2 separate regions of the Homo sapiens genome follow, and region 1 is linked to region 2. A link is an interaction called in ENCODE POLR2A ChIA-PET data of the cell type or tissue named here. Cell type or tissue: MCF 10A. All regions are shown on one strand. Links, peaks and the distances in the headings refer to the core of each region. The heading gives the core; the rest is flanking DNA.

Region 1 (15,586 bases), core at 5,639-8,138, 69 kb after region 2:
TTTTATTTCCCAATGTTCTTTCATCCAATGATTTTAGCATCCATTAATAATTTTTGATGAAATAAGTATTATGGTGGTTGTAAAATAATAATTTCCTGTTTCTATTATTCCTTCTACATTTATTAGTTGTAGACTCTGTACTAAAAGCCGGAACATTGGATAATTGTACTCAAAAGCAAAATGGACAGAGAGGGCTAAAGCTAAACACTCTGCATGCATTGTTTCGCTAATTCTTATAAAAGCCTGTAAAGTAAATACTATCTATATTTTATTGAGATATTTTAAACTTCTGTGATTAATACGAAAGTACTGATATATAGATATTACACCACAAATAGACATTCAGGATAGAACACTCAAGAATATTCACAGAGAGAAGGAAGCTTCCAACAGGGCCAGAATTAACATTTCCTTTATGTACACCTGATAAAAATATTTCTGCTTTTAGGTATGTGTATGTCCGTGTGAATTTAACCAGTCCTTTAATGATGTTAATCCAGAAGCACACAGCATATATTAGGTAGTTAAATACACATTAACTGCTTAGATAACTTTATACCAAAGTTCTCAGCTGACTTCAACTTAACCAACTTGCCAGATTCACAGACGCTCTCCGTTCCCTCTGTGAACCGAATTTTCTGATATGCACAGCATGCTGGGCACTTGAGGGCAGTAACTACTCTCCAATGTATCCAAGGACTTCTGCTCCCACTTCTGCTGTTATTTACTAACCAAGAGTCTGTTGTGTTTGTTCCCAGGCCTGTTTGGGTTAATTAGACTTGTGATTGTAGTATTTTAATTAATTAAATTAAGCATATTTTAATTAAATATTATGAAAATTGTCAAACTAGATGAGCAGAAAAGAGTATAGTTGTTGTTCTGAAACAGAGTTGAATGCTCTGGAAAGTCTCGATTTAAAAAAAAATGACTATTACAATAGGTGTTAGTAAGAAAAGTTTAAAAGACTGGAACAGGAATCATAAAAACCCCAACATGGTCTAGATTAAGAATGTCTGAGAAATGTCTGATTCACTTTAGATAAATTGAAACTGGAGAGAGATGTGTTATGGATGTGATTTATGCAAAAAAGACTTCAAAATACAGATTTATACTAGAATAGAGGGGAGGTCTTGACTCTACATTTAAATATTGTCAAATGAATTTGCATGTGCCATGTTATTATAGTTTTTAGAATTTGGGACTTTAACCAAATATTTTTATTAATTGGCTCATTACTGGTTTTGGTCTTATCAAATATGAGCTTCTACTGTAAAGATCTCATTCTACAATCATTCCTAATTAAGGTTTCTGTATCTTTAAAAAGTCTCAAGTTAAACAACCATTTTAGATTCTGTAAAAAACAAACAAACAGACAAAAAATCTGTAGACCCAACTGACCACTGCAGCCAAGCTTCTGGTTCTCCGAACAGACAAATGGAGCACAACAGCCCCCTACCAGTAAGATGACACCTAAACAAGGTTTATATGTGCTGAACATCCCTTAGGAATGGCAGAAAACATTCTGGGACTTTATATGCAACTTTTATATCATATGTTATATGGTGCATATTATTTATAGGTTAAAGTTTCTATTGAATTTCTGTATTTCAGGAATGGCTACCATTTCTTTTGAATCTCTCTAAATACCTAATACTGTTCCCTGCTTTTCCTAAATTAGACCTTAAAAAAATTAGCTGAGAAGACAATATATAATAGTTCAGTACTGCAGAGGCAGAGAGTCCACAGCCTGTCTAGCGGTGTACATCTGTAGCCCTTTCCTCTTCTGACATGAGCTCCAGCTTTTATTTGGCTTCTGGCTGGAACTGCTACTTTACCACCGATCTAGAGCAGGGCAAACTGCCGCTGTTCATCTCGTAGGCACTAAATAAATATTTGTGGGTGACCTTTTTTTTCTTCACTTCGGAAAAATATTAAGGAGCTCAGATGACATCTAATATCCAGGACACAAAGACCACACTCAGCAGCTAGACTGCCCCTGTGTGTGCAAGGGGGGCCCAAGAGGGAAGGGGGAGGTAGACCCAAATGACCCCTACTGTGCTCTGTCCTCCAAGTAAATCTGTGGTACAGAATCAGTCTCTCCCCGCAAGGGCTGGACAACCAGCCTCACCCTTTCAGCTGGCAAATGCAACTGAGTACAAAAGCATGGGCATCAGAGCATAAATAGAGCAGCGTCATGTCACATCATGTCACATCGACTTTGGTGGAGTCCCACTGTTGGCTGAATCTAGTCCTGACTCCTCAGGCTGACATCTGAGCCCAGAGACTCCATGCCTGCAGTCCACCTTCCTAGCTCTGTCTTACGACTCTCATACGGATACATCATACTCCAGCAAAATGGGAACCGCTCTTCTCAGATACGCCCTTGTTTTTACCCGAATTGCCTGCCCAATCCCACTCAAAACAACCCCATTTTTGCCTATTAAAATCTGACATCACTTTTCCTTGAAGCCTTCTTTGACTTCTTTAACCCATGGTCATCTCCCTCCTTTGAACCCCGCTGAGCATATTCTGACCCTTTGTGCTGACTTTTTGCCGACCTCCTTACCCTCCTTGGGGGCAGGTACTAAGTTTTACTCAATTTGAATTTCCTCCAGTACCTTGCCTAGTCAGCACCTTGCACATAGAAGGTGTTTGACCTTTAAATAAATGTTTGATAGCTGTTAGTTGAATTATACGAGTTTTTGACTCTAGAACCAAGTAGTGTAATGCTGGAAGAGTTTAGGAAATATTTTTAGGAACTAAAAGATACATAGATTTGGAATGAAAATGTTCTACTCTAACCATGAAATTCTCTGAGCCGAAACATAATTCAGATAGACTATTTGACTTCCAGAGATGCTTCTTATGTATGCTATAAATAGGGTTAGTGTTTATTCCAAGGCAATTTTTATTTATTGGACACAAGGAAAAATATTATTTCTTTCTCTTGACATTTTACAATTTCTGTCTTCAACAGTTTTGACTCACATTGTTAATCTAATTTATTACTAAAATATCAATAGTCTTTTAAAATTATTTAAGATTGTGTCTACATTTTTGGCAGTTAGTGGTCAAATACACAATCCTAATGCTTGAGACTTCAAATAAATACAGGGAACTACTCCTTATATGAAAGGCTTTTCTATAATTTATTATTGATACATTCTATAATGATGTATATATTTCCTCCTTGCTTTTCTGCCACAGAGTTGGGTGGCAGGCAGCTGAACAAGCACTAAAGAACTTTCCCTATTAACTTTATTCTGCTGTTCAGGATGGATTGTGACACTGACAGCATTATGGATCACTCAGCATCCTTCCCTCCCCCTTATTTTTTCTAGTACTTTGTTCCCTTAAGGCTGAGGGCATTTCAAGGTGGGTTCAGTGCATTAAATATGTGTGTGGTCTGACTACAGTGCCAGGATGGTATACACTAATGATCTCATTCCAGATTCTGGCTTCATTTTTATCTCTTGTGTGTGCAGTACACTCAGCTAGATCATGATCAGCAGACACATTCCCAATTCCACTCATCTTGCTAATTTCCACGTGTGCCATCCAAGCCAGTGTATTTCTTATGTTTGGAGGCAATTTCCCTTAAATGTGGCCATCAAGTAAGATTTTGAGCATCTAAAAATGAAACAAATGGCTTAAAACTACAATGAGACAAAGAAATACATTTTGTTGGCTTCAGAATAATAACTGGACTTTACTGCTTAAATGAAAAACTGCTGGTCTATGGTGATAGGAGAAAACACAGTTACCTCTCTCCAAAATTCTGGCCCAACAATGACCTATGAAAGAAAATCTTGTTCTAGCCTGTCATACTCAAATACTTTTAAACAAATGACTGGAAGTTCTGAATGATATATAAAAGGTGATCAGTATTTCTTTGGCTCAATGCCCCTTTGTATAAACATAGGAATTCAAGTCTTTAATCCGTCTCTTTTGTCACCTTGGGGTTTGCAGAGCTCTCATAATACACTGAGGACTTTATGTTTGCAATTCCTTCTGCCTAAAATGTTCTTCCCACAGATGTGTACGTGGCTTGCCCTTTCATCTCCTTCAGGTCTTTGCCCAAATGTTCCCTTCCTTCTCAGTGGGAGGTTACATAGGGGCAAAGCCTATTTCTATCTTCCCTCCCTGCTTCATTTTCTCCATAGCACTTATGACCACCTGAATGATTATATATTTTTGTTTATAAACTGTCTCCCTCCACCACTTGAAGCTGCGTGAAGGCAAAAGTTTTTGCCAGTTTTATTCAATGCTGTATGCCTAGCCCCTAGAAGATTCCTGGCTCATAGTAGGTACTCAATAAGTATTTGCTAGACAAAAATAATGAATTCAGTTTCTTTCCCCCTTTATTTTCTCCAGCCATCTTTCCAAAACATAAATCTGATCATGTTACTCTCATGCTTATGAACATTCAATAGCTCCCCCTTACCTACAGAATACAATTAAAATGCCTCAGGTTGGCATACAAAATCCCAACCCACCTCTCTACTCTTTCCTCTTAGCATTCATCTCCCGCGACCTACAAGCCAGACACACGGAACCCTTGACATTGACCAAAACTGCCCTGCATCTTCCATCTCTATGCTTCTGTGCACACTGCTCTTTTCACCTACAGTGTCTTCTCTACCATTCTATCTGAGCAACTCATGATTAGCCATCAGCACCCAGGTGAAACTTGGGCTCCTCTGAAAAGCTTTCCTCCTCCATCCCAGGCAGAGTCAACTTGTCCCCTCTCTGGGCTCCTAGTTTTATTATATTTATTATGTAGTATTAAACCACAATGCCTTTTACACCAATCTAATAGCATGGATGACACAGGGATACAGTTATCTATGCATCTTTCTTCTACTACAAATCTGTGATATTTTGCATAGTAGTTAAGACACAGTTGGTGCGTAATCCCCCTTCCTTCATTTATTCTCAGCCATGCCTCAAAACTGAGTCTGCTCCAGTTATGACATAGAAACTCTTCAAGAACTGGAAACATCTGATAATAATCTTTGAACCCTGGTAGGTTCTCTAGAGATTGACTGCAAGGTTTTTGAACACAATTTTGAATGAATAATGGATGGATGGATGGATGCATGGATGCATCCACCAGAGGCCAAAGTTCTAGGTACTTTCTTATGTTACCTCCCTTTTTGGAAATACTACTTTTATGCATAACTGCTTCATTACCATTCTTTCTTGCATGTACAGTCGTACCCTCATGTGCCCAATTAGACGATTCCACATGATTTGGGGGACGTAAATGATTAATTGAAGACACAAGTGATTAACTCTGGAGAGCTAAATGTTACGTATAAAAAATGAAAAAAAGAAAGGTTCATTTGAGGCCAGACTGAAAACCTGGACAAAAAAGTTAAAGATACTGTGTACAAAGCAGCAGCCTGCAATTTTTTAACTTCTAAATGTATTATTCGGTCTTCAGGGAATAAACAATGAGCAAAGAAAGTTAGAGTTGAATGCACTGGAAATTGTTTCGTACTTGATTCTGAAAAAGGATTAAAAGGACTTGACATAGAATGAAGTGATTTTATCAAGGTAGAGGACACTGTGGAAGAAAGGTCATTGAATGTAGCTGAATATACAGAGACTGCCATAAATCATGTTAGCAATCAACACATCCAGTGTTCTATGCCTACCAGCAGTGGCCCGTGTTTGAAAGGAAGGTGTAAATCCCTCATCCAGCACCAAGTTTTGCAATCCTATGCAGTAAAAAAGTTCCTTTCTAAGCCCATGCAGGGATCAGAATATGACCATAGTGAATAGTCCCCATTTTATTCTGGTTATTACATACATGGGATGGGAAAAGCAACAGCAGCCACAGTGCAGGATCAAGTGACAGCAGCCTTCTGGATGTTCCAGTGGTTTCCACATATGAGACATGGAGTCTGTGGCCCTTGAAGGTCCTTCTCTCTAAGTATCTCATCTCCTACCACTCGACTTACTCAAGCAGACTCCTAATCCAACACTTGGAACACAGAAACTACTCCCTTCTCATCTACCATTCCCGAGCTCCCGCTGAACCCATCCTCTTTATGACTTGCTGGATCTCACCTTGAAAAAACAATAAGATATTTATGGCAAAGAATGCCAGTTTTCTTCACTACCTTGTCTTCTTCCTCATAATAATAGAAAGCCCAAGTTTTATCGGGGCACGTAACTTGCTCAGATCAAAGGCTACATTTTCTTGCTTCCCTTGCAGTAAGATGTGGCTTTGTGACGAAGTTCTGACCAGTAAGATGGGAGCAGAAATGGCATATACAATTTCTAGGTTGTTTCTATAAAAGGAAAGAGTATGCCATTTTGCTGACCAGAATGTGGGCATAGTGACATTGTCCTGAACCATGGGGATGAGAGCAAAGCAGCAAGATAAAAGGAGCTTGGGCTGCTGCTGACTTCTCAGAGCACAGATGCCCACGAGCTCAGCCTGAAATATGAGAGACAGAGGACTTTGATTGTGTTTAAGCCACTGTTATTTTGGATCTCTGGCACAGCAGCTAAACCTATAGCCTAACTTAGACAGTCCTTCACAAGGTGACCTGCCCACCAAACATCTTTTTCCATCCTTGTTTTACAACTTCTTCCGCAGTCTCCACCCTTCATACTCAACTCTCTGTGCACATGGAACTTCTTACCTTTTCCCAAGCAAGGCACTCTCTTTTATGCCCCTGTCTGTACATGCTATTCCTTCTGGATCAATATCTCAATGTGTCAAGCCCTCATTCAACTTCCAAGGCCCATCTTAAATATAGGACTGTTGGTCTTTTTACAATTACAGATAATTGTAATTATTTGTTTTACCTGTCTATGTAGTGTATTCTCTCCTTGACCCTCTAAGTTCACTCTCTCCCCTTCTCCATCCCGCTGTGTGCCCTGTGGGGCTGATGTCTACGGACCTTACAGCCCAAACCACAGTCCCTTGCCCTCTGGCTTCCAGGTGGATTTGGCCAATGGAAGTTGGGAGATGGGGAGGTGGGGAGAAAAAGATGTTAAGGTATTTATTTTCCCACCTTCCTCTCAGCCAGGCCACAGTTTGGTAGGTTCTGGATTTCTGGAACCTGGATAAGGCCACAGCTCCTCTCCAGCAGCCCTGGCCCATGGCTGTAGGTCTCACCAGGCTGGCCCAGTACCAACTTCTTGATATTGCTGGTCTCTGGGTGTTTCATCACATCTGTGGTTTTCTTAATCTTAGCCATTCATTTATAAATGTTTCCACAATTAAGTACTCTTCAAATTACCTTTTTGAGTGTGCCATCTATTTCCTTCTGGGACCCTGACCCATACTATGCCTCATTAGACTGTCACTAGACTATGACAAACTTGAGGTTAAAGACCAGGACTAAGATGTTTTCCATCCCACTGTCAAGTTCAGCACCTAGCTCATAGTTTTTGCGTAATAACTCTTTGTAGAGTAAAAACTATTTCTGTCCATTCAAGATTCTTACATAATGTCCCAAAGAAGAGGACTGTTGACTTTTGGCATACAGTTTAATTTACATAAATCTACATTGTGAATTGAAACTCTCACCTTAATTTCAAATGAATGTAAAATTCTTTTCTCTTTTCTTTTCCTCTTTTCCTTTTTATTTTATTTTTTTGAGACAGGGTCTCATTCAGCCATTGCCCAGGCTGGAGTGCAGGGGCACAATCACAGCTCACTGAAGCCTCAACCTCCCAGGCTCAGATAATCCTCCCACCTCAGCCTCCCGAGTAGCTGGAACTACAGGGATGTGGCACTACACATGGCTAATTTTTTGTAACTTCTGTAGAGACAGTGTTTTGCCATGTTGCCCAGGCTGGTCTCAAACTCCTGAGCTCAAGTGATCTGCCCACCTTGGCTTCCCAAAGTGCTGGAATTACACACGTGAACCACCACACCCAGCCTTTCTCTTTTCTTACTTACGCACTCATGTATAAGCTAAATTTCACTCCAAATATTCACTCCATTTATTTCTTCCAGCTTGTTTCATTTGCTTATCTGATATCTTATATTAATATCTTCTAGTTAGCTATATCTTCATTTAAATTTTTGACCAAAAATATTTAGCCAAGAGTCAGGAACTGAGATCTGTGGAGTACCACTGAAGACTCTCTTCTGGCTGACATTAACGTATGAATCAACACTTTCAGTACTTTTGTTCCATTGCTTTGATACTATTTTGAATGGATTGTTTTCTTAATTTAATTTTAGAATTGTTCATTGCTAGTTCGTAGAAATGACTGATTTTTTATATCAATCTTATATCCTGCAACTTTGCTGAACACGTATTAGTTCTCATCCGTGTGTGTGTCTGTGTATGTGTATTCCTTAGAATTTTTTATATTCAAGATCATGTCATCTGCTAATAGAGATAGTCTCTTCCTCTACAATCTGAATGGCTTGCATCATCTCTGGATCTACCAAGTAACTGGCATTGCCTCCAAAATGGTCAGAATGAAAGAGTTGGAAAATGGTTTGTTGAAAAAAAAAAAATAGTTGTTTACTTGATGTTTTGTTGGAGGGAAAAGTAGCTATATTCCTCATAAGGCTTTCACAAATATTACTTTCATTCACTTATAGTTTTATTAGAGAAAGCAGGGGACACCTAAGGATGTAACTCTCAGTAAATCTACAATGACTTTTTTTTTTTTTTTCAGATGGAGTCTTGCTCTGTCACCCAGGCTGGAGTGCAGTGGTGCAATCTCGGCTCACCGCAACCTCCACCCCCTGGGTTCAAGCAATTCTCCTGCTCCAGCCTCCCTAGTAGCTGGGATTACAGGCATGCGCTACCACGTCCAGCTAATTTTTGTATTTTTAGTAGAGATGGGGTTTCGCCATGTTGGCCAGGCTGGTCTTGAACTCCTGACTCAGGTGATCGGCCCACCTTGGCCTCCTAAAGTGCTGGGATTATAGGCGTGAGCCACCATGCCCTGCAAGACCAATGACTTCTTATATGGAATTTTAAAAACCTGGCCAGAGGGCCGGGTGTGGTGGCTCACGCCTGTAATCCCAGCACTTTGGGAAGCCGAGGTGGGTGGATCATTTCAGGTCAGGAGATCAAGACCAGCCTGGCCAACATGGTGAAACCCCATCTCTACTAAAAATACAAAAATTAGCTGGTCATCATGGTGGGCACCTGTAATCCCAGCTACTCGGGAGCCTGAGGCAGGAGAATCGCTTGAACCTGGGAGGCAGAGGTTGCAGTGAGCCGAGATGGCACCACTGCACTCCAGCCTGGGCAACAGAGTGAGACTCGTCTCAAATAAATAAATAAATAAATAAATAAATAAATACCTGGCCAGATAATAAAGATCCCATTATGCAGGGTATAGTAGAACAGCAAATTTTACAGTGTGGATTCAAATTCCACTACTTCATAGTTATGTAACCTTAAGTAAAATAAGAGAAACAATACCTGTCTTCCATGACTGCTATGAGAATAAAATAAAAATAATTGATATAAAGGGCCTGGAACCCCAGTGCACACCTAAGTTTAGCCTCCTACCTTCCACCTTTATTTATAAGAATAAATGATTCTTGCTTAATTTGCATTCTCATATTCATACTATGTGAACCACCAATGAGAAAAGATGCTTCATTTATCTTATGGTGATTCTTAACCCCCATCTCTAAATTAAAAATAAACCCTAAGAATAACCCATTCTCTAAGAAGGGAAATAAACTTGGATTGTGTGGAGTCGTTAAGAGATTACATAATTTAAAGGGAGAAAAGTGCTATAGAGAGGATTCTAGACTTCAACATGAAAACTGAATAAATCCTAGAGCTGCATGCGGTTTACCTTTGAACTGAGCTGTATTTAAAGAAGCATAATCCTGATGCCAAAATGAATTTGTTTAAATCTGTTATTAATCTCAATCTTCCAAAGGAGAATTAATTCTCAGTTTATGGAACCATGTCTCCAGATCAGCTTCCCTTTCGTTTCCAATTCTCTCCCATCCCACAGCTATTCTAAAATCTTCTAGTCACCAAATCCTAAAACACCACTCTATGAGAGCCCACAAAATGGCCTGCCCATTTTCATTCTATTAAGATCAACCTAACTTCCTTGGCTATAGCCTTCTCCTTTATTCCTTCCTATCTACTGAGTCTTCTTTCTTCATATGCACTCTCCCAATTCTGCAGCTCAAAAGATCCAGAAACCAAGGTAGCAAAGTATTCACCTTACAGTGAGGAAGAAGAGAACACTTACACATTAACAAATTTTATCCTGATAATGCCACGTGAGGATCTCTTATGCCTTCTTCCACCCTTCTTGCCTTGTCCTATATCTCCTTAAATTGGAAGTTATCTGAAAAAGTCACAGTTGAGTCCCATTTTTAAATTTTATTTATTCATTCATTCCAAAATATTTATTGAGTACTTTTACACACTGATAATTCAAGCCCTTGGATGGAAATTTCATAAGACTTATAATTACAATCTAAGCTCTTCTATTTTCTCCATTCTTTCCTTCCAGCTTCTTCTAAGGGGCAGCTGAAGGCACCAATAGCAGACAATTAGTTAACTGATTGGGAAGAGGAATATGCTGTCTTCCTGTGCCTCAGTAGAATTCTTCAACAGAATGTGCACAATTGGAACTAGAACAAGCTGAAAATTTGACAATTATCTCTGTTATCTGCTGCAGATTATAAACACATAAGAGTTATCTCTGGCTTAACTTGCTTTTAATTTCCCATTAAAGTTGCCATCCACCCTCTTTATTTAAGTACTATGTTGGTGTGATGGTTAATTTTATATGTCAACTTGACTGAGCCATCAGGTGCCCAGATATTTGGTCAAATATTATTCTAGGTGTGTCTGTGAGGGTATTTTTGGATGAGGTTGATATTCGACTCCGTAAACTCAGTAAAGCAGATTGTTTTTCCTAATATGAGTAGCTCTCATTCAATCAGTCGAAGGCCTGAACCAAACAAAAAGGCTCACCCTCCTGTGAATAAGAGGGAACTCCACCTGCCTGCCTGCTGAGGTGGGGCATTAATCCTTTCCTGCTTTGGGACTTGAACTGAAAAATGGGCTTTTCTTAGCTCTCAAGCCTGAAGGCCTTCAGACTAAGACTTATGCCTTCAGCTTTCCTGGTTCTCAGGCATTCATACTTGAACTGGAAGCACACCATCAGCTCTTATGAGTCTCTAGCTTGTCGACTGCAGATCTTGGGACTTCTTTTTTTTTCTTTTGAGACAGAATCTCGCTCTGTCACGAGGCTGGAGTGCAGTGGTGCCATCTTGGCTCACTGCAACCTCCAACTCCCTGGTTCAAGTGATTCTCCTGCCTCAGCCTCCCGAGTAGTTGGGATTACAGGATTACAGGCACGTGCCACCATGCCAGGCTAATTTTTGTATTTTTAGTAGAGACAGGGTTTCACCATGTTGACCAGGATGGTCTCAATCTCCTGACCTCGTGATCCATCCACCTCGGCCTCCCAAAGTGCTGAGATTACAGGTGTGAGCCACTGTGCCCGGCAATCTTGGGTCTTCTTAGCCTCCATAATCAATGAACCCATTTCTTATAATAAATAAATTACATATATATAAATATATAAGTATTATACAAATATTAAATATATAACATATCTCCTATTGGTTCTATTTCTGTGGAGAACCCTGACTGACATGGTTGGTTACTATAGGCCTTGTTTGTTCTGGGACAGCAGAAGCTCTAAAAGGAGGTGTTAAAGACAAAAATTAGTTCTCTGTCCCTGGAATAAATGGCACCAATAAGTTACATATTTCATGGCTTCAGGCTAATAGAGACTGTAAAATGTTAAGACTAGATCAATGGTTCTCAATTTTTGTTGCATATTATAATCACCTGGGATGTTTTTTAAAATCTGGATGCCCAGAGCTTACTTCAGACCAATAACATCATAATTTCTGTGAGAGACTCAAACATCAATTTTTTTTGAGGTTCCCCAGGTGATTCTAATGTCTAAACAAGGTTTAGATGGCGATGATCTGCTGGTGTCTTTCAAAAGTGATAGAGTTCATTCCTAGCCTAAAGTTGAAAGAAGAAAAGCAGGTAGTAGAAAGTAGTAAAGTTAATCAAGAAGAATAACTCCTGGTGTCTCTTGCTTTAGAAGCTGATAGAGCGATCCATTACCCATCTTGAAGTTTTGAAAAATCCCAGTTTACCCCAGTGGTCTTATTTAAATATAAGTAGAAAATGCACTTTAAAGTAATGTTTTGATGACCTTTTAACTTACTTATCATGTTTTTCCATGACTCTGACCTCTTTCATGGGTAATATGGAGTTGAACCACACAATTAACATCTTCCAGAACGCTGCACAGGTGAAAAACAGAAGACAGGCATGGTGGCTCGTACCTGTAATCCCAACAGCGTGGAAGGCCAAGGTGGGCGGATCACTTGAGCCCAGGAGTTCAAGACCAGCCTGGACAACATAGTGACACCCTGTCTCTACAAAAAAATACAAAAAGTTAGCTGGGCGTGGTGGTGGCACCTGCGGTCCCAGCAACTGAAGAGATTGATGTGGGAGGATCGCTTGAGACCAGAAGGTCAAGTCTGCAGTGAGCTGAGATCACGCCACTGAACTCCAGCCTGGGTGACAGAGTGAGACTCTGTCTCAAAAAAACAAACAACAACAAAAAAAGAAAAACCCAAAAAACAAAAAAAACACAGGGGCCACCAAGAAGGATCAGTCACCAAGTGCCCCATTGCATAAAAAGTAAAGTTTACCCTAAGCAGTGACTAAATACTTTGGAGAATTTTCATTCAATGTTTAAAACACACTGACCAACCACTTCTTAGTATGGCAGCAGGCTCCCCGGCTTGAGAGATTTGTAAGCTGAGACAAGGAGCTAAAGAGAAAGATAGAGAGAGGGAAAGAGAAGGAGGGTGGGAAGATACTGAGAAAGAAGAGATTGGGGGGAGAGAGAGAGACTAGTAGAGAGACTAGACAGTTATAGCTCTTGAGGGGCCATTAAGGCTCAATTCTTTTGCCATAGACCTCTCTCTCCATTCACTCAGCTCCTGTAAATGACTTTTATGATTTACAGGACAGAGGAGGGGCTATTCGTTTCCTGTGTATTATCTCGTTACTTACTAATATCTGAAACCAGACTGAGAGATGGCATAAGCTAAATAGGAGGAGGACAGGGGAAAAGTTGTAATTGTATGAACTTATTCTTTTGAATATATGTCTTGTTTGTTTTGTCAATGGGCTCATTTCATCCATTTTGTGTAACAAAAATATTACTGTAATTTATTAAAATTGTGAGGGAGTAAAATGCAAAGTTTTTTATTTTAACCGCTGAGAGAGGTCATCCTTAGGACTGATGACTCTCTAACATTTATTAGGAATCCAAAGTCTGAACTAACACACATCGTCATCTTCCTAGACTGTTCCTCAGCTAGTGTTCTGTCTGAAACTAACATTCCATCTCAGAAGCTATTCGGTGGAATCATGAGATGCTGTGTCTCTAGCTAGATCCGGCAGGGGCTGAAGAGATGGCATTTATAAAAATGCAGTTTATCACAACTTACATCTAATTTTAATGGAAGAGAGGGCAGTATAATGTCAGCTATCAATGAAATATAACATGAATGGGGACAAATTACAACAGCCCTCACTGGAGTTAGCAGGTATGAGTTGGTTCTTAACTGTTTCTGCTTGTATTATAAAAGCTCAGTCTAGGTTAAAAACCAAATTTTTAAGTGGCTTCAGAGAAAAGGCTGATGGGTTGACAAGAGCTATATACTCTGTAATTAATCACAGAACTCATACTTGGATGGATAAGAACTTGTTGGCCAAAACATGAAAATAACCATTTCAAAGGATCAGTACTTCTCCAGAAAGAAAGCAACCACCGTGTCATAGGGTAATTGTGCTTCAGAGGAGATATGAGGCAACTGGCTTTTACTCAGGTACATTTAGCTATCATATATAATACTGTATTTGCTGCCCTACTAGGCTTTCTTTATGAGAACCTTACAATTAAGGCTATAGCTTTTAGAATCTCTCTTCTAAAGAGCAAGGACAATATTTCTTTTTTATACGGTCTGGCTTATTATCTATATTTACACACATACAAAATATCTCAGAAGGACACCATTAGGCAGTTATCCAATAGTTTTCCTTCACCCTTCTTTATCCTAATTATTAAAACCTTGATTTTGTTTGGTTACAATGTGCCTAGGCCCTGGAAATAAATCATGATGTTTAAGACCCTAACGGTATAGCCATAATCCCTCTTGCTGGATATTTGTTTTCCCAGCTTCCCATGCAGTTAGTGGTGGCCACATGACTCAGTTTTGACCAACCAGTTTACAGCAACTCTCAAGGGTCTTTCTGGGTAATATTTTGGTTTCTGACAAAAGGAATAGGTACATATTTAAGGAGGTTTTTTTGTAGGGTGCCCCTTTCATTCCTCTTCTGTCTGAGACATTGATGTCAGGGCCTGGAGCTGAAATGCGTATATTGTATTGTTACCCATGAGGTGACAAGCATGACAGAAGATGAAGATAATGACAAAGATGCCGACCTAGAGCCCTGATATTGTTAAGCTACTTAACAAGCCCTAGACTCCTGCTAAATAAAAAATAAATATATTTTAGAATTAAACCAATGTTGATTGCGTCTTTGGATATTTGCAACCCAAAACATCTCAACCAGTACAATTCCTTTCCTTTCAGGACAAAAGTTTTTATTACCGTGTCACGTCATCCTGGAGATGATTCTCCTTCAGCTTGCATTTGTAGTATATTAATCCAGTTTTATGTACATTTTAAATAGTTGGTAACCTCCTCATGAAAAGAAATAGAAATTTCTTTCTGTGAAATCTAATAATTATTACTTAAAAGTGTTAACTAGCCCTGTGGCCATTACCAAGAATACTCACAGCACTGCAGTCATTTGCAATTAGGGATTCTGACAAGTGCTCTATTGGAAAGGTTGATACTATGAATACAACGATATTGTTGCCATGTTGATGAATGGACATCGTTGTATGTTTGCTCTAAGAAAGCAATTTTTTATTGAACCTTAAATTCTGCAGAGTGCTTTCACACATATTAGTTCGATTGCTTCTCACAACCTCACAAGGCAGATATTATTTTTAGCTCTGCTTTACAGATAAGGACACCAACACTGGGGAAAACTAAGTGATTGCTCTTACTAATTCAATTAATGACTGGAAGAACTTGGATTTAGATCAAATCCTATGTTCTTTCCATAATACCATGCCAAGAAGAACAGTAACTTAGAGAACTGTGAGGCTCTTGTTTTCCATCTTCAGGCCCAAAATCCCCAGATCTCATGATGCATTTTTAGTATATTACATTGAACTTTAGAGAACTTAAAATATATAATGTATTTGCCATATCCATAATAAATTATTAGCCTAAAAAGCAAAAACAATGTAAGTTATGGTAGACCTGGCTGAAAACAAATTTTGCAAAGCCCTAAAAGACACCAGAGTGATATATAAAGGTGCTCCTTCTCCTGGGACTTCCATAGTCATTTTTCTTATTATCTATTATTACTGGAGTCATAGTAGAATTAATATGTAAACTCATCCAGTAAAGAGACTTTATCTTAGCTATTTTTGT
Region 2 (13,632 bases), core at 11,028-13,527:
CTGTAACATGGGAAGTAAGCACAGCCATTTTCCTTTTTTTTTTTTTTTTTTTTTTTGAGACTGAGTCTTACTCTGTCGCCCAGGCTGGAGTGCAGTGGCGCAGTCTCGGCTCACTGCAACTTCTGCCTCCCAGGTTCAAGCAGTTCTCCTGCCTCAGCCTCCCAAGTAGCTGGGACTACCGGGGCCCGCCATCACGCCTGGCTAATTTTTTTGTATTTTAGTAGAGATGGGGTTTCATCTTGTTGCCCAGGCTGGTCGCGAACTCCTGAGGTCAGGCAATCCGCCCGCCTTGGCCTCCGAAAGTGCTGGGATTACAGGCGTGAGCCACCGCGCCTGGCCAAGCACAGCCATTTTCTAAAAGTGGGGAAGAGGGTGATGGGTGCACCAAAATGTCAGAAATCCACTACGGAATTTATCCTTGTAACCAAACACCACCTGTTCTTCCAAAACCTATTGAAATTAAAAAAATAAAATAAAAGTGAGGAGAGGGGCTTAGAAAACAAGTAAACTTTTAAAATAGATTTGAAAGAGGAGAAGCTGAGAACAGATATATAGGATTTGAGAGTATAGCTAAGACTGGATTCCTCTGTTTGTGGAGGTCCTAATTCCTAAATTTTATGTGACTGTTTTTCCCAGTACCACTCATTCTGGTTGGGAGAAAGAGTATAAAAGGGAGATGAGGCTGGGCGTGGTGGCTCACGCCTGTAATCCCAGCGCTTTGGGAGGCCGAAGTGGGCAGATTGCCTGAGCTCAGGAGTTTGAGACCAGCTTGACCAAAATGGTGAAACCCCGTCTATACTAAAAATATATAAATTAGCTGGGCATTGTGGCAGGCGCCTGTAATCCCAGCTACTTGGGAGGCTGAGGCAGGAGAATCCTTTGAACTCGGGAGGCAGAGTTTGCAGTGAGCCAAGATCGCGCCACTGCACTCCAGCCTGGCGACAGAGTGAGACTCCATCTCAAAAAAAAAGAAAAGAAAAAAGAAATAGAGAGTGATAACTAGCAGAATAGGAGGACATGTTTGGAGAGGAGGAGACTGATGTTGAAATTACAGATATATCAGTTTGTTCCAGTTGGGCACAAAGCTCAGAGATCAATCCAAGCTGAGTTGCCGATATAGAGAGGCAGTAAAGGCCCTAACCATTGAATAGGCACAGAACTATGAGAGTAAAGTAGTGGAAGGGTCATTCATGGAGGCCTTAGGGTGAGGTTGAAAGACAATGAGCCAAGAACCAAAAAGTCTAAATGAATGTAGAGGATTAAGAAAAAGATGGTGATGAGGAAGGTAGAAAATAATACCAAGGGCGACATGCAGTGGCTCACACCTGTAATCCCAGCACTTTGGAACCCTGAGTTTCACTCGCGTCCATGTGAAGAGACCACCAAACAGGCTTTGTGTGAGCAATAAAGCTGTTTATTTCACCTGAGTGCAGGTGGGCTGAGTCCGAAAAGAGACTCAGCAAAGGGAGATAGGGGTGGGGCCGTTTTATAGGATTTGGGTAGGTAAAGGAAAATTACAGTCAAAGGGGGGTTGTTCTCTGGTGGGCAGAGCGGGGGTCACAAGGTGCTCAGTAGGGGAGCTTTTGAGCCGGGATGAGCCAGGAGAAGGAATTTCACAAGACAGTGTCATCAGTTAAGGCAGGAACAGGACATTTTCACTTCTTTTGTGGTGGAATGTCATCAGTTAAGGCAGGAACCAGCCATCTGGATGTGTACGTGCAGGTCACGGGGGATATGATGGCTTAGCTTGGGCTCAGAGGCCTGACATTCCTGTCTTCTTATATTAATAAGAAAAATAAAACAAAATAGTGGTAAAGTGTTGGGATGGTGAAAATTTTTGGGGGTGGTATGGAGAGATAATGGGCGATGTTTCTCAGGGCTGCTTCGAGCAGGATTAGGGGCGGCGTGGGAACCTAGAGTGGGAGAGATTAAGCTGAAGGAAGATTTTGTGGTAAGATGTGATATTGTGGGACTGTTAGAAGAAACATTTGTCATTTAGAATTATGGGTGATGGCCTGGATACGGTTTTGTATGAATTGAAAAACTAAACGGAATAAGAGAAGGAGAAAAACAGGTATTAAAGGTCTAAGAATTGGGAGGACCTGGGACATCTAATTAGAGTGCCTAAGGAGATTCAACATAGTCCTGTCAGCAAAGATTATTTACTTACTTCAAGAGTTAAGAGTGGCAGTTTGGGGATAGCACCAGGAGATATCAGCTGTGATGGCTTGGAGAAACAGTGTAAACCGGCAGTGTAAACAAGAGCAGGGCATGTATGAGTAGTTGAAAACGGTGAATAGGAGTATGACTAGACAGAAGATAGTAAGGATGACAAGTTTTTTTGGGGCACAGTCTAAGTTAGTCTGGTGTCTGGAATGAGACTGGGGCCTAATAAAAAGGAGCATCTATACAGGAGCTCAAATGGGCTGTACACTGTAGCATTCTGAGGACAGGTCTGACTCTGAGAAGGGAAAGTGGTAAAAGTATTGTCCAGTCCTTTTTAAGTTGGTGGCTAAGCTTGGTGAGGTGTGTTTTTAAAAGACCTTTAGTCCGTTCTACTTTTCCTGAAGACGGAGGACCATAAGGGATATAAAGGTTTCACTGAATACTAAGAGCCTGAAAAGCTGCTTGGCTGATTTGACTAATAAAGGCTGGTCTGTTATCAGACTCTATAGAGGTGGGAAGGCTAAACTGAGGAATTATGTCAGACAGAAGGGAAGAAATGACTGCGGTGGCCTTCTCAGACCCTGTAGGAAAGGACTGTACCTATCCAGTGAAAGTGTCTACCTAGAGTAAGAGGTATTTTAGTTATCTGACTTGGGGCATGTTGAGTAAAGCTAATTTGCCAGTCCTGGGTGGGGGCAAATCCTCAAGCTTGACATGTAGGGAAGGGAGGGGGCCTGAATAATCCCTGAGGAGTAGTAGAATAGCAGATGGAACACTGAGAAGTTATTTCCTTAAGGATAGATTTCCACGATGGAAAGAAAATGAGAGGTTCTAAGAGGTGGGCTAGTGGCTTGGACTATAGCGTAGCCTGCCTTTGCTGGTGTGTGGCGATTAGCCCTGGTGGAACTGCCATCAATAAATCAAGCATGATCAGGGTGAGGAACAGGAAAGAAGGAAATATGGGGAAATGGGGTGAATGTCAGGTGGATCAGAGAGATACAGTCATAGGGGTCAGGTGTGGTATCAGAGAGATACAGTCATAGGGGTCAGGTGTGGTATCAGGAATAATGTGGGAGGCCGGATTGAAGTCCAGGCCAGGAACAATGGTAATTGTGGGACTTAACGAAGAGTGAGTTCAGCTGAAGGAGCCAGGGAGCAGAAAGTATATGCATCAGGTATGAGGAAGAAAATAGATTTTGGAAGTTATGAGAAATATAGAGAGTAAGTTGAGCATAGTTTGTGATTTTGAGGGCCTCTGAAAGTATTAGGGCAGCAGCAGCCGCTGCTCGGAGACATGGTGGCCAACCTAAAACAGTAAGGTCAAGTTGTTTGGACAAAAAGGCTACAGGACGCGATCCTGGTCCTTGTATAAGAATTCTGACTGTACAGCCCTGCACTTTGGCTGTGTGTAATGAAAAGGGTTGGGATGAATCAGGGAGAGCTAGAGTGGGGGCAGTCTCTAAAGCTGTCTTCAAGGAACGGAAAGAGGAGTGGGGAAAGTATTTAGGATCTACGGGGTCAGCTAGGTTTCCTTTTGTGAGTTTATATAATGGTTTTGTTAGGATGGTGAAACCAGGTATCCAAAGGCGAAAGTATCTAACTATGCCTAGGAAGGAAAGCAGTTGTTGTTTTGTAGAAGGGGTTGGGGTTTGAGAGATCAGTCGGACAAGATCGACAGGGAGAGCACGTGTGTTTTTATGAAGAATTATGCCGAGGTAGGTAACGGATGGAGAAGAAATTTGAGCTTTGGAGGGGGATACTTGAGAAAGAACTTGGCTGAAGTAATGAGGGCTGTCCTTGAAATCTTGTGGCAGCACAGCCCAGGTAAGCTGCTGAGCCTGATGGGTGTCAGGGTCAGTCCAAGTGAAAGTGAAGAGAGGCTGGGATGACAGGTGCAAAGGAATAGTAAAGAAAGCATGTTTGAGATCCAGAACAGAATAATGGATTGTGGAGGGAGGTATTGAGGATAGGAGAGTATGTGGGTTTGGCACCATGGGGTGGATAGGCAAAACAATTTGGTTGATAAGGTGCAGATCCTAAACTAACCTGCCAGTCTTGTCTGGTTTTAGGACAGGTAAAATGGGGGAATTGTAAGGAGAGTTTATAGGCTTTAAAAGGCCATGCTGTAGCAGGCGAGTGGTAACAGGCTTTAATCCTTTCAAAGCATGCTGTGGGATGGGATATTGGCATTGAGCAGGGTAAGGGTGATTAGGTTTTAATGAGATGGTAAGGGGTGCATGATCGGTCACCAAGGAGGGAGTAGAGGTTTCTTATACTTGTGGGTTAAGGTGGGGGAATACAAGAGGAGGACGCAAAGGAGGCTTTGGATTGGGAAGAAGGGCAGCAATGAGATGTAGCTGTAATCCAGGAATAGTCAGGGAAGCAGATAATTTAGTTAAAGTGTCTCGGCCTGATAAGGGAATGGGGCAGGTGGGGATAACTAAAAAGGAGTACTTATAATAGTATATGTAAGTTGGCACCAGAGTTGGGGAGTTTTAAGAGGTTTAGAAGCCTGGCCGTCAATACGCACAACAGTTACGGAAGCAAAGGAAACAGGCCCTTGAAAATAAGGTAATGTGGAGTGAGTAGCCTCCGCATTGATTAAGAAGGGGACGGACTTACCCTCCACTGTGAGAGTTACCCGAAGCTCGGCGTGCGTGATGGTCTAGAGGGCTTCCGAGGTGATCGGGCAGCATCAGTCTTCAGCCGCTAAGCCAAGAAGATCTGGGAAGGAGTCAGAGAGCTTTGGGCCAGAGTTCCAGGGGCTCTGGGAGTGGCTGCCAGGTAAGTTGGACAGTCTGATTTCCAGTGGGGTCCCGCACAGATGGGACGTGGCTTAGGAGGAATCCTGGGCTGCAGGCATTCCTTGGCCTGGTGGCCAGATTTCTGGCACTTGTAGCAAGCTCCTGGGGGAGGAGGTTCTGGAGGAACGCCTGGCTGCTGCGGTTCAGGCGTTTGGAAGTTCTTGTGTGCTGGAGATGTGGCTGGGGTTTGTCTCACAGTGGAGGCAAGGAATTGCAACTTTTTTCTATTATTGTACACCTTGAAGGCAAGGTTAATTAAATCCTGTTGTGGGGTTTGAGGGCCGGAATTTAATTTTTGGAGTTTTATTTAATGTCAGGAGCAGATTGGGTAATAAAATGTATTTTCAGAATAAGACGACCTTTTGACCTTTTAGGGTCTAGGGCTGTAAAGCGTCTCAGGGTTGCTGTCGAACGAGCCATGAACTGGGCTGGGTTTTTTATATTTGATGAAAAAGAGTCTAAACGCTAACTGATTTGGGAGAGGTCGGATAAAGAAAAAGGAGCATTAACCTTGACTATGCCTTTAGCTCCAGCCACCTTTTTAAGAGGAAATTGCTGGGCAGGTGGGGGAGGGCTAGTCACGGAACGAAACTGTAGGCCGGACCGGATGTGAGGAGGGGAGGTGATAAAAGGATTATAGAGTGTGGGAGCAGAGGCTGAGGAAGAATTGAGACCTAGCTCGGCCTGGTGAGGAGGGGAGAGGTCAGATAGGAAGATTAGAAAGACTCAGCAACGCTTGGGGTTGGGGCTGAGGGGACAGGTGAGAGGGAAAGAAGGAAGATTTTGGATGAGTTGCAGTGGGAACAGAGACTAGAGAGGGACCCATGTGTAAAAGAATGCCTGGACGTCAGGCACCTCAGACCATTTGCCCATTTTACGACAAGAATTATTTAGATCTTGTAGGATGGAAAAATTGAAAGTGCCGTTTTCCGGCTATTTGGAACTACTGTCGAGTTTGTATTGGGGTCAAGCAGTATTGAAGAAGAAAATAAGACGCTTAGATTTTAGGTCAGGTGAGAGTTGAAGAAGTTTTAAGTTCTTAAGAACACAGGCTAAGGGAGAAGAAGGAGGAATGGAAGGTGGAAGCTTGCCCATAGTGAAGGAGGCAAGCCCAGAGAAAAGAGTAGAGACACGGAGAAGGGGTGGGAGGGTTCTTGCCCTCCAGAAAAGCAGAGAAGGGGTCGGGGCGCAGAGATACGAGGTTGGGGTGGGGAAATAAGGGATCGGGGTGCAGAGATATAAGAGGTTGGGGTGTGGAAATAAGGGATCGGAGCGCAGAGATATAAGAGGTTGTGGCGTGGAAATAAGGGATTGGGGTGCAGAGATATAAGAGGTCGGGGAGTGGAAATAAGGGATTGGGGCACACAGATACGAGGTTGGAGTACTTGCCCCTTCCCCAGAAAAGCGGGACTTGCCGCTAAGGGTGAAGGAGAAGGGGTTGGGGGTTTCTTGTCCCCCAGAAAGGCGGAGAAGGGGTAGAGACACGGAGAGAAGGGGTTGGAGTACTTGCCCCTCCCCCAGAAAAGCGGGACTTGCCGCTAAGGGTGAAGGACCAAGGCAGGCATCCCTGCGTGGTCTGACACCTCTGAAACCTGGGTGAATAATCAGAGAGGCGTCCCTGCCTTCCCGAGTCCGTGACCAGCGCTGGGGTTTTGGGTCCACGGATAAAACATGTCTCCTTTGTCTCTACTAGAAAATGAAAGGAATTGAAATTAAGAGAAGGGAGAGATTGAAGTGTGGCACCAAGATTGAAAGGAGAAAGAGGTTGAGAGATAGGGAGATTGGAGAAGAGAGTAAAAAGAGGCCGCTTACCGGATTTGAAATTGGTGAGATGTTTCTTGGGCTGGTCCATCTGAGGACTTGAGGTCGTAGGTGGACCTTTCTCATGGATCAAAGAACAGGAGGACAGGGGATTGATCTCCCAAGGGAGGTCCCCTGATCCGAGTCATGGCACCAAATTTCACTCACATCCCTGTGAAGAGACCACCAAACAGGCTTTGTGTGAGCAATAAAGCTGTTTATTTCACCTGGGTGCAGGTGGGCTGAGTCCAAAAAGAGTCAGCAAAGGGAGATAGGGGTGGGGCCGTTTTATAGGATTTGGGTAGGTAAAGGAAAATTACAGTCAAAGGGGGGTTGTTCTTTGGTGGGCAGAGTGGGGGTCACAAGGTGCTCAGTAGGGGAGCTTTTGAGCCAGGATGAGCCAGGAGAAGGAATTTCACAAGACAATGTCATCAGTTAAGGCAGGAACCGGCCATCTGGATGTGTACGTGCAGGTCACAGGGGATATGATGGCTTAGCTTGGGCTCAGAGGCCTGACACTGAGGCTGGCGGATCACTTGAGGTCAGGAGATCTAGACCAGTCTGGCCAACATAGCAAAACCCCATCTACTAAAAATACAAAAATTAGCAGGGTGTGGTGGTGGGCACCTGTAATCCCAGCTACCTGGGAGGCTGAGGCAGGAGAATCACTTGAATCTGGGAGGCGGAGGTGGCAGTGAGCTGAGATCATGCCACGGCACTCCAGCCTGGATGACAGAGCAAGACTCCATCTCAAAATAATAATAATAATAATAATAATACCAATGGGTTGGTATAGAGCTCAACAGAAGAAAAATTTTACATAATAGGCAAACAAAATGGTCTGGAATCGGCACATTGGCACTCAGAGAATATCAGCAATACCTCTAGGCTATAAGGAAGGGAGTCAGGCTAGAGTAAACTGGGGATCTCAAGGAGACCTGTTTCAAATAGGTGAGTTCATGTCATACTGGCTCTCTGTGCAAAATGGAAGTGTTAAGCCAATTAATATTCATTCATTTGTTTCAAAAACACATCAAGAATATAACATATGCCAGGCACTGTGCTAAGTGCTAGAGATACAGCAATGAACAAGACAAGCACTGCTCCTGCCTTATTGGAGGTTAAGTCTGTACACAAGACCCTCCACAAACAAGCAGAAAAAAATTTTGAGTCTGAACATGTGATGAGGCTGTTTAGATCTGGTTGTTGGAGGAATGCTAAAGGCTAAATCCACCAAAGCTTTCCCAAGAGTAAAGATATGCATACAATCTGGCAGGCATTGATATTGATAATGTTGATAATGTTGATAAGCCTTCTCAGGTCTTTAAAAAAGTCACTGATAGAGTTGTTTACTAAAAAGCAAACACTAGTATATTGTATCTTTAGGGATTATTTACATTACAACAAGGCACAGAATCTATTGATATGGAAATCAGTTAAGAACGCTTTAATAGCAAAACAACCACAGAACTGTATAATGTTCTTCCAAAACAGAATACCTAAGAACCACATGAAAGTTAAATTTAAATGTTATATGTATGCAAGATGGAAAATTTCCTAGACGCTTTTAGAAACACTATTACAGATTGCTATTCTGAGTACCAAATGATAAGAGCAGTGAAAAGAACTACAGATGAATTATAGGTAGATAATATGTGACAACTGCACGTAAATTACATGTAAGATCATCTTTCTTTTGACACACCAAAAGCTTTACCCAATAAGAGTATTTTCAATTACAATTAGTAAATTTCAGACAGAAACATTCAACTATTTAGATCCACTTTGAAAAAAGTTGTCTTATATCGCCGTGTCTACAATCAGTGTATTAATAAATTTCTATTTTAAAAAGCACAATATACCAGGAAAATAAAATGTAAGCAATGTCAAGTAATCAGAGATAACACTTTCCATGAATAAATGTAACAAAATAAGGTATAAAATTGAAAACAAAAGAAAATCAAAACTTTAAAAAATGGATTATAATGTGCTGTAGAAGATGGGAGAGAATAAGAAGGAAGAAGAAAACATGAAGCAACAAAAACTTATCACAAGATACCGTATTCCTAGAGTACAAGAATGTTCAAGCCTCAAATCCTGAAGCCAACAGTCCCTTTTAGCCTTCTTAGCACATCCTCACAACCAGAGGCTTCAACATAAGCTTTTAGGGCCCAGTAAAGCCTTTGGGAGGCTTGCCACCTTGAATTTCACTGTGGATAAGGCTCAGTGAACAAATACCAGGCTGAAAAACAAGCTGACCTTCCCTTAGGAAGAAGGCTTTGGCTTAGGATAGATTTAAAGATTTCAGTCCTGTGTTTGCTTCCCCAAACTCCACTTGATTGTGCCAGAGGCCCACTACCTTCCTGGTGCTTTGCAAATTTTGTATTGGAACCATTTATCTTAGAGAATATATACCTCCCAGAAAATATTAATATGTCATAAAATAAGTTTTCTTCTGTCTTACATGAAATAAGATCAAGGATCTAGTCCCAGAGAAAACATACTTCAGCAGGGTGTAAATAATGATAGCCATGTAGTCATTCAACAACTGCTTACTCAGTAACTACTAAGTGCAAAGCACTTTGAGCAAAGCAGCATAAAGATAAAATTCTCGGTCACAAGCAATAGAAACTAACTGGCTAATTTTAGCAGAAAAGGAATTTATTGGCAGAATAACAAGTAGCTCATAGAATCAACAGGAAGACTGAAGAACAAGGCTAAAAACAAAAAAAAAAAAGGCAGGAGCCAAGGGCAGTCAGACAGCAGGAACCACAAGGTCACATCCAAGTTTGGTTAGGATGCTGCTTCTGCTGGCCCTGCCACAGGTAAACATACTGCCAGACAATGTGCTGGAACCACTGCCACTGGGAATATATTTTAACCATTCTTTCCCATTTGCGTGATTCATTTTAGAATTAAGTCCCCAGTCTGATTGGCCAAGCCTAGATTTCTTGCTCATGAAATCCAGCTGCTGGGGTTGGGAAGAAGGACTATTTGGCAAATTTGACTTCTGGAGAGAGAGTTAGGGTCCTGCTACCTACCAAGACTCACAAAATGTGGAATTGCTCTCAAAGTAGGAAACAAGTTTGAATGCTCAACGGTCAGAGAAACTTTTTTTTTTTTTTTTGAGACGGAGTTTCGTTCTTGTCGCCCAGGCAGAGTGCTATGCCAGGATCTTGGCTCACTGCAACCTCCCTCTCCCAAGTTCAAATGATTCTCCTGCCTCAGCCTCCCAAGTAGCTGGGACTACAGGCACACGCCACCATGCCCAGCTAATTTTTGTATTTTTAGTAGAGATGGGGTTTCACCATGTCAGCAAGGCTGGTCTCGAACTCCTGACCGTAGGTGATCCACTCGCCTTGGCCTCCCAAAGTGCTGGGATTACAGGCATAAGCCACCGCACCCGGCCTGGCCAGAGAAATTTTAAATGTTCACTTCAATCTGTAGTTTGATCACAAAACACATACTCTTTTCCCTGTACTTCCCCAAAGAGATGCTACGGCAATCGCTGCTGCAAGTTGTCAGCACACCATATTTTGAATTTTATAAAGTCCTCCTAACCTACCCATTCCAGGTTTCCTTACCTTCAGCTGATGAAAGTTATTTACACAATGGGGCAATCCTCCTGCTGTATGAGATTGTAGGCATCTTCAGCCACTGGGCCTGGTTAAATAAGCAGGTATGCCAAGGAATCTCCTAGTTCATACCCTTCCCTGCCTCCATTATATATAGCATTCGTATTTTCCCTTGATAATAAATATCAGTCATCCCAGCCAAGACTGGAATCTCTTTCTGGGCCCATTTGCCCCAGATGAAAAGAGCCAGAATGACCTGGTGGAAACCTAAACTTCTTATTCTAGTACAACCATTTTTGTGTCCTCTGGAAGCTTCACTCATCTTCTAAACCACAAATAGCCAGAGTTGGGAGAACAGAAGCCAATATTATATGAATGGGCATTTGGAGTAATTGTGAGAATCTTCATGCCCATTTTCAATCCTTGTTTACTTGACTCACTTACAGGAAAAACATCATCATATATGGTTGCTGGCTCAGACCATACTGCAGAATCATAATTCAGCCTTACGAGGTCTTTTTCTCCCAGCTGGAGTTGTAACTAAAAATAGGCTGTTCATATTCTATAAGTAAACTTATTGCTTCTGTTGATGAGATGTGTCATAAGACAAAGAATTCCTGTGGGCATTAGCACGCTGCCTTACTTTTTTCCCTCTGTAATGTGAGTTCCTTCGTCAGTAGCAAATGAGAATCTATGACAATTTATGAGACATTCAATAAGCCCACAGTGATGGGTGAGAAGGGGCATGGTGGGCAAGAAAGACATATTCAGGATAGGTATTTATTCGAAATAGGAAATCAATGCTTCTTCCATGATAAAGGTCCCATGTAGTCATCTTGCTAGCAGGCGTTCACCTTCACATTTATGGTGCCACATCAGGGGGTTTAGGATTGAAAGCTACAATTGACAGACGAGACACTCATTATGGCCACATAGGTCAGCCTTAGAGAGAGGAATTCTCACCAAGAGAATTGGGCCAAAGTATCACTTCCATCTCTGCCACAAATAGATTATTTACCTATCACTGAGGTAATTGGGGAAGATTATCTGTTATCCATAGAATAAGTCATCTTACCTACCTTCCGCAGTAGGGATCTTTTGATGACCATTCATGTGGGGCACAAATAATGACATTATCTGAGTCCATTCTAAGAATCCATCCATAACCTTTTTCTCAAGGCTTGTTTCCAATCAGGCAAGTTCAATCTCTCTCTCTCTCTCTTTCTCTCTCTCTCTCAATCTCTCTCTCTGTCTAGTGATGGGGTCTCACTAACTGTATTGCCCAGGCTGGTCTCAAACTCCTGGCCTCAAGTGATCCTCCCGCCTCAGCTTCCCACGTAGCTGGGATTATAGGCCACTGCACCTAGCCAAACAAATTTTTGACCAAAGAACATAATTTGAATCAATGCAGATCTTTACGTCAACTCATGAGTCCATATAGGTAGGCCAAGGGTGGGTCAGAAGTGTTGTGGAAATTTCACCATGGGAATTTAAGCGACCTATTCAATATACTTGCTTATACCTTCACCACTTAATTCTGGAGTGCTGCTGAGGACTTTGTGGCTTGGCATATCAGGTAAACTGTTTTGCAATAAGCAGCTAAAGTCATGTGATCAGCTAGTTTCCTAATGATCAGGCTTTCTGCTCCTATCCGGGTGATTAGCAAGCTAAGAGCCATTTCTCAAAAGGATAATAGTAACTTGGCAACGAGTACATGGCTTTCCTCCAAATCATAGGGGCCTCTGTTGTGATTCTTCTTAGGATTTTCCCACAAGTTCTCTATAGTTGCCCAATCTGCCACAATCACTCGTTTATCTAGAGAGCTTTCCCTTGTTCTGAGCTTCAACAAATCTGGCAGCCTTTCATGGTAAATGGTAAATGGTTTACAAACCATTTGGGGCAGCATAATCTCCAAAATCTAAAGAGATTAACCAAGTATTATGCCTTTTTTCTTGGCGATAGAAGGCAAGGCATGGTGGTTCAGGCAAGGCATGGTGGCTCATGCCTGTAATCCCAGCACTTTGGGAGGCTGAGGTGGGATGATTACTTGAGCCCGGGAGTTCAAGACCAGCCTGGGCAACATAGTGAGACCCCCATCTCTATAAAAATAAATAAATAGAAATAAAAAATATAAGGCATAAGATAAAGCAACTTTTTTTTAAACTGTAGAATGATGTGGCAGATTATATTTTCCAAGATGGCCACAAAAAGATGTTCCATCTCACATACTTTATTTTATTTTATTTTTATTTAATTTAATTTAATTTTATTTTATGTGATACAGGGTCTCACTCTGTCACCCAGGCTGGAGTGCAGTGGTATGATCATGGCTCACTGCAGCCTCAACCTCTCAAGCTCAAGCAATCCTCCCACCTCGCCGTCCCAAGTAGCTGGGACTACAAGTGTGCACTACCATTTCTGGCTAACTTTTTATTTTTTGTAGAGATGGGGTAACACTATGTTGCCCAGGCTAGACTCAAACTCCGGGGCTCAAGTGATCCTCCCACCTCAGCCTCCCAAAGTGCTGGGATTACAGATGTGAACCACTGTGCCCAGCCAGTCACATACACTTTTTAATATGTGATGTTGATTCCCCTACTATTAAGAGGTAGGGTTGATGTTCCCCCTTCCCTTGAATCTGGAATATGGGGGATATGAAGCTATATGACTTCCAAGTCTAGGTCATAATGAAACCACCTTTGCAAATGTTATAATAGTGAGAAAATTATAACAGTGAAAGAGATATAACCTAACCAACTCCATCTTGCCTTTAACCTCTAAGCTGCCATTGTTCATTCCTGGGCACAGGCCAAACTAACTTTGGAAGAAATTTAGTTTATAGTTTAAGTTTGAAACAAAGATGATAATAGCACCTCCCCAAAACAAAGTCCCTCTTTGCCTGGGAACCAGACCACCTTTGTAAACTGATAAATTTTAGTCATAAGATTAGAAATTATGGCTCTGGAGTCATGCAGCCAGGAGCCACAAGATCACTAACCTTCCCAATTACTACTATAGTTAACATTACTATTATAAAACTATGTGTCAGTCTATTCTCACATTGCTATAAAGAAATACCTAATGGCCAGGCTTGGTGGCTCACATCTGTAATCCCAGCACTTTGGGAGGCCAAGGCTGACGGATCATGAGGTCAGGAGTTCGAGCCCAGCCTGGCCAACATGGTGAAACCCCATCTCTACTAAAAATACAAAAATTAGCCAGGCATGGTGGCAGATGCCTGTAATCCCAGCTCCTTGGGAGGCTGAGGCAGGAAAACAGCTTGAACC

What was found. Peaks named below come from ENCODE experiments on the same cell type or tissue, not always from the same donor. Only the 100,000 strongest peaks of a DNase experiment are listed, where the experiment ranks them.
Region 1: POLR2A ChIA-PET joins it to region 2 with 5 read pairs; 3 of 35 experiments call an interaction of 5 or more read pairs at or near these places.

The regions. Positions count from the first base shown.
Region 1 is chr5:81,870,147-81,885,732 of GRCh38, reverse strand. LOC124901018 (a long non-coding RNA gene) reads right to left here. Exons shown (of 6, transcript XR_007058843.1): 3 at 10,213-10,311. Among named protein-coding and RNA genes, the nearest start is that of ATG10, 94 kb to the left of the region's middle. In MCF 10A, for the core only: no CTCF peak of the experiment used is centred there; no DNase peak of the experiment used is centred there.
Region 2 is chr5:81,946,960-81,960,591 of GRCh38, reverse strand. No RefSeq gene overlaps it. Among named protein-coding and RNA genes, the nearest start is that of ATG10, 18 kb to the left of the region's middle. In MCF 10A, for the core only: no CTCF peak of the experiment used is centred there; a DNase peak (open chromatin) is centred at 12,041.